Linked DNA regions of Homo sapiens: region 2 is linked to region 1. The links are chromatin contacts, found by Hi-C or POLR2A ChIA-PET in ENCODE. All regions are on one chromosome and are shown on one strand. The core of a region is the stretch at or near the end of the contact, and the rest is flanking DNA. Distances in the headings are between cores, read along the strand shown.

Evidence for each region. Hi-C counts contacts between places; a loop is a spot of excess contacts on that map. ChIA-PET counts read pairs that join two places held with the same protein, here RNA polymerase II (POLR2A). Pooled maps may share reads with other maps.
Region 2: a loop to region 1 is called in a map of transverse colon, with 3 times the contacts of the local background. The contact joins the enhancer-like site here to the promoter of PLCH2 in region 1. A Hi-C loop is called at or near these places in 8 of 168 maps with a recorded cell type or tissue (Panc1, adrenal gland, gastrocnemius medialis and 5 more) and 10 of 50 pooled maps. POLR2A ChIA-PET finds 5 or more read pairs at or near these places in 5 of 52 experiments (OCI-LY7, Panc1, SK-N-SH and 2 more).

The regions. Positions count from the first base shown.
Region 1 is chr1:2,475,001-2,477,728 of GRCh38, reverse strand. PLCH2 (phospholipase C eta 2) reads right to left here and starts at 1,440. Exons shown (of 22, transcript NM_014638.4): 1 at 1,017-1,440. The coding sequence starts at 1,140.
Region 2 is chr1:2,545,733-2,548,769 of GRCh38, reverse strand. No RefSeq gene overlaps it. Among named protein-coding and RNA genes, the nearest start is that of TNFRSF14, 9.1 kb to the left of the region's middle. RefSeq lists an enhancer at 1-572. Within about 2 kb of position 1,774, at least 36 of the 41 ENCODE cell types and tissues checked have a DNase peak (open chromatin) inside an H3K27ac peak, as active enhancers do; they include OCI-LY7, adrenal gland, gastrocnemius medialis and 3 more, where a contact is called at or near this core.

The sequences.
Region 1 (2,728 bases), core at 191-2,690:
CCTCCCCTCCCCCAGGCTGCCTGCCTCGCTCCTTCTCTCCCCTCCTCTCTCCATTCAGCCTCCTGCTGTAGCTTGTCCCAGGAGAGGGGGCTGCAGGGTCCAGGGAGTCCAGGCCAGAGTCAGCTGTCCCAGCCCAGGAACAGACTGGTCTCACCCCCTCGGTTCCTGCACACCTGCTCACAGAAAGCCCGGGTCCCAGAGGTACCATCTGCTAAAGCACAGAGACGTTAATCCCCACCCCAGGTCTGCACGCTGAGGGACCCTGGCGGGGGCGTTGTAGAGGACCAAGGGCAGTACTGGCCGGGCCTTCTTGGGGAAGCTACTACGTGATCACGAGCAGAGGGGAATTGAAGGGATGGAAGCCATGGCATGGGGGGCTGGGCTCTCCGGGGCACATGGGAGGTGAAGACGCAGGTATGGCTGCAGGGATTTAGGAGAGGGGTGAGGCAGGACACAGGGGCAGGGGGCGGGCAGAGGCCTGCAACAGGGCAGCCTGGACAGGACCCTGTCTGCCGCTGGAACAGAGAGCTGGCAGGCCAGCCCGGACCGGGGCCCTCCACAGGCCACCACAAGACACACACTCCACCCTCCCAGCCATACCCAGCCAGTCTCCTCTGCAGAGTCTCCTAACGGCAAAGGCCCTCATGTCCGGCACCAGGATGCCAGCCCAGCCGCCTGGGCTGCAAGCACCACTGACCCCCAGAGCACAAGGCACCCCTTCAATGAGAGCATTGGAGCCACCTGAGATCCCCCCTCGCCCCCTTGGGTTCAGCCCCCAGGCCCTGCAGGTGCCTGGGAGACCGAGGTGTGCTGAGCACGCCTCTGAGCGGCTGAGGGGCAGGGCCAGCCGACGCTGCTGGACCCACATGATCCCTAGAGCACCCGGGGGACAGGGGAGGCGAGTGCAGGATGGGATGGAGGCCCAGGCTTCCCCCACCTCCAGGAACAGCCCCCACCCACCAGTCACCTGGCCAGGGCCAGCACTCAGCCCAGGCCACTCGCCTGCCCCTTCTTACCCAGGGGGCCGAGCTGCCACTCTGAAGACAGCACCACACTCCCTCCAACCCAGAGGAGTACCTCCGCCAGCCAGGCCACCGTTCCCTTGGTCCGGCTGTCGGGGGAGGGCCATGGACCAGACATGGCCTGACGACAGCCGGGCCTGCTTCACGGAGGCCACAGAGGCCCACCGGCCTTCGGGCAGCGGAGGTCAGGCAGTGGCAGCGCTGGCGACAGGACCTCCGTGGGGCCTTCTCTCCTCTGCCTCTTCCTCCTCCTCCTCAGGGCCCTCCGAAGCCCCCACAGGGCTGTGCCCAGGCCCGGCTGGCATTGGCCTGACCGTCACCTGCTGTCCTGATGGCCCCCAGGCCAGCCTATCCACCCTCCAGGGCCACCAAGGAATCCCTGACGCAGCCGCCTCCCAAGGCTGGGGGAGCAAAGGACCTCAGCCCCGCCCAGCCCCAGGCCCAATCCCTGTGCTAATCCCAGCTCCAGCCCAGCTGGTGGAGGATTTAGGCCGAGGGAACTCCCAGCTGGGGATGGGAGGGCACTGGGGAGGCAACAGAGTTTCCCAAGGCCCCAGGCCACCAGACCCAGGTCAGGGCTGCGGGACAAGAGCAGGACCAACGGGAGGGCCCTCCTGGGACCCAGAGAACGCAACCGGAAGGCCTGCAGGGTACTGTCCTCCGAGGACCCTGTGTGGGGTGGGCCTCCCCGCTGTGCGCCCACCACAGATGCCGAGGCTGGGCCTGGAGTGGTCCCTGCCCTCACCCCGCATCCCTACTTATGAGGACCTCTGAGTGGATCCCCAAAGTCCAGAGGCAGGTGGCCCAGAGCAGGGGCAGAAGCTCACCTCATCCCCGCAGCGCCCAGCCCCTGTGGCTGGAGAGGGGAGCCGAGCCGGATCCCTTACAGCGACAACTCCCAGCCCAGGCCCAGGATGTGGGTCCCTGAGCCTGGGTTGGGCTCTCCATGTCTCCCTCATGCAGCTGCAGCCCCAGCCTGACCTTTCTCCACGGTCACCGAGCTGTGGCGGAGGAGGTGGCCCCATGCCCAGGGCACGTTTGTCCCCACATTCTGCCCTGCAGGGATGACAGCCATCTGACCTGGACAGGGGCCTCGCCCAAGGAGGACCCACCCCACCGTCTCAGCTCCCACTGAGGAAAGGACTCCAGGTCCCACTGCCACCAGGACCACACAGCCCACCCTGTGTACTGGCCCCGCACTACAGGACAGCACAGGCTCTCCCATCCCCAAGTCCAGGCCGGGACACCAGGGGCAGCTGTGGGAATGGGAGGTGGGCAGACCCCGGCTGAACACCAGCCACCTGTGTCCTGGCCATGCCCATGCTTCGTGACCACACTGGGGAGAACCCCGCCCTTCTTCCCACCCACTGCCCAGGCTCTACTGGCTCCAGCAACAAGGACTGGAAGGTTCCGGGCAGCTGCTCGCCTCCCCCCATACCAGGGGAGGAGTTTGGCCTGCAGAGCCCAGGACAGGGAGGTGCCAGGGCTGGGCATCCTGGCAGAGCCCCGGGGCCAAGGTCAGGCGTGGGAGGTGGCAGTCCCTGAGGAGATGGCCATGCGTCTCCAGCTGACCACTGACAACCAGGGCCACACCCAGCCAGATCAGATGCAGTCAGCACAGAGCCAACCCAGGCCCCCACCAGGGGCCCCGTCACAGGCTCTGCTGCTCTCGGCGGAAGCAGGTCAGCAGGCGTTTCTGGGCTCTG
Region 2 (3,037 bases), core at 525-3,024, 71 kb before region 1:
CGATCTTGGCTCACTGCAAGCTCCGCCTCCTGGGTTCACGCCATTCTCCTGCCTCAGCCTCCGGAGTAGCTGGGACTACAGGCGCCCGTCGCCATGCAAGGCTGATTTTTTGTATTTTTAGTAGAGATGGGGTTTCACCGTGTTAGCCAGGATGGTCTCGATCTCCTGACCTCGTGATCTTCCCGCCTCGGCCTCCCACACTGCTGGGATGACAGGCGTGATCCATCGCACCCGGCCAGGGCCTGGTGCTTTCCCAGACAGGTGACTGCCCGTCTGGTCTCGGCTTCCCCTAAGCAACATCCCAGGATCCTGCGGAAAGACCCACCCAGGCCTGGGCCTTCCCTGCTCGGTGCAGGGCTGTGGGCGCGACCCCTGGCAGCAGGCCAGGACGTGGGGGGCCGCCCTGCCAGAGCTGGGACAGGGCCAAGGGACCCTCCACCTCTGAATTTGCCTTGGGAGCTGAGACTTCTGATGGGAGACCTCAGACCTCTGTCTGTCTCTTCCTCTGTCTCTTCCTCTGAGCCACAGGGGCTGCAGGTCCAAGCCTTTTGCCTGGACAGGCCGCTAGCCACCAGGGGGCAGCAAAATCCAGGCCCTGCCTCCCCGGCCGCAGGTGCCACTTCCTAGAACCTGGGCTCCCTGTGCCATCACCTGCGTGCCTAACCCTGGGTGTGCATTTGGGGCCACACTCACTGCAGCCCTTTAAGAATCCACCCCCTCCTCCCTCCCCTCCCCCTGGGAAAACACAAGGGCTGCCCTCCATGGTCTGGTTGTCAGTGAGGGACACGGGGCTGGGCCCAGACACTAGAATAAATTATTCGGGTAATACATGGTTCGATGAGGGGCCAGGTGAGCCCGTGGGGGTTGGGCAGCCATGGTCGGGTTGGATCACGGTCCAAGGCCGGCCCCCACTGCTGCAGGGCCTCAGCCCACTCTCACTTCCTGTGTCTCTGTCATGGTCCCAGAGTGCAGGAGCCCCGTTTGCTCATCTCTAAAATGGAGTCATGTCGCTCTGCCTCCCGAGCTATTGGGAGGTGACTGGCGGACACTCCCACAGGTGGCTGGTACACAGCAGGGCTCACAGGGGCACTGGACAAACCGGGGCTCCCCCAGATTGCTGTGGGCAGGGAGGAGCTGTCCCCAGCTCAGAGCAGCCCTGACGGGCTTTCCAGCAGGGGCCAGGGTAGAGGCCAGCGGGGCAGGGCCCCAGCCCAGGGAGCCCCGAGCTCCCTGCCCACGTCTTGAGCAGAAGCCTCCAATCTCAGGGGCTGCAGTCGGCCAAGCTGTGGGCCAGAAACTCAGGCAGAAATTGCAGGGCTAGTGCCTTTATTAAAGCTCCATGGAGGGGCAGCTCCAAGGCCTGCACGCCACAGTTGGCCGCCATTGCCCAACTGACACAGCACATCCCCCCCGCAGTGCCTCCACAGCCCCACACCCCGGGGCAATTAGCACAGGGCCATGCCCTTCCATTGCGCAGCGTTCACCCACCCCACCACCACTTCAGCATAAACCGTGGAGTCCTTTCCCAGGCTGGACGGAGCCGGGGTCCAGCTGCGGGGCCTGGCTGGGGAAGCGCTGCCCGGCTGGGGAGGCGCTCCCCAGGCCCTCCCCACACACCTGCCCCTCCCCGCCGGGCGCATCCCCACCTCCCGCTGCCTCAAACCGCCTTCCTAACAACACCCTTTCCCCAGAGCCCCACCTCCAATATGTAGACTGGCCGCTCCCTCCATGGGAGGGGCTGCTCAGCCCACGCCCCGCCCTGGCGCTAGGCACCAAGCAGGAGGGGAACGGAAATCCTCTCTGGTTCGCTGGGAGATGGGGAGCCTGGCAAAGTGGCCACCAGGGCGTCCACCGGGTCCCCTGTGGGCGGGGTTGCTGGGCGCTGCTCCTGGGCAGAGGCCGAGGTCTCTCCGGCCCGTTGCTCTTCATTCACCGTGGCCTGAGACTCCCCAGTACTCGGTGGAGGGAGAAGGCCGGAAGGCTTCCCGGAGGCGGCGCGCCAGGCCTTCCCTGAGGTCCATCCGCGGCGCTCTCGGCGGCCCGGGCTCCGGGAATGAGGTGGCTGGTGAGGCCCGCGGAGTGGGAGGCCGGTAGGACGCGCGTCCTGCCCAGCGCAGGCGACAGACACCCCTGCCGCCACCCCCGCCAGGCTCGCCGGGGACGTTTCCTGTTCTGTCCCCAGCTGGGAGCTGGGCTGGCACCGCACGAACTTCTCGGACAGCAGGGAGAGCAGAAAGGTGGCAAGGAGCGCCCACCCGCCCCTGCCTGGCCCCGCAGGAGGGCCCTGCGCTACCGCCGCACCGCCACGCTCTTCACTCTGGAGCACCGGCCTCAACGAGCGCGCGGGGCGGAGGGCGGCCGGGAGGCGGCGGCGGCGCAGGTGGTGGAGGCGTCTTTATGGGCGCCAGGCAGTGGTGCACGCTTTCCCACGCCCGGCAGCCAATTGGAGGCCAGGGCCAGAAGAAGCACGGCCCCGCCCCCTAGCTCCGGGCCGGGCCACCCCCACCCCCACCCCCCTCACCCCCCACACCCCCCACTCCCCGCTCCCCCCGCCCCCGGCCTCCAGCAGGGCGATGTGGGTAGGCGTGGCTGGGGGGTCACGTGGGACCTGACCGGGAGGAGGAGCCTGCCCATACGTCCCTCCGTCAAACCTGCTCCCTCCCTGTCCCCAGCTTTCCGACCACCTGACCTGTCCTCCATCTGACAGTCTTCCAGCCTGGCCAGGAGCAGCCCCAGCCCAGGCACCTGCCCGGGCCTGGCCTCCTCAGGGGTGAGGACAGGGGCCGCAGAGGCAGCTCCAGCTGTGGAAGCAACAGGGAGACAGGCCAGGGAAGGGGCTGAGCCGCAGCTACTGCACAGGGGGGCCAGGGCCACTGCTCCAGGAAGCCCCCACCCTCCTCCTGCACTTCCTGATAATCCAGGCCAGCGGCCACCTCCCCCAGGAAGCCCCCGACCCTTCCCTCCCCTGGGCTGGCTCTCATATTAAAAGGTCATCCTTGGAGGTGCTCTGGGCAGTTAATTCCAGGCAGCAGCCCCA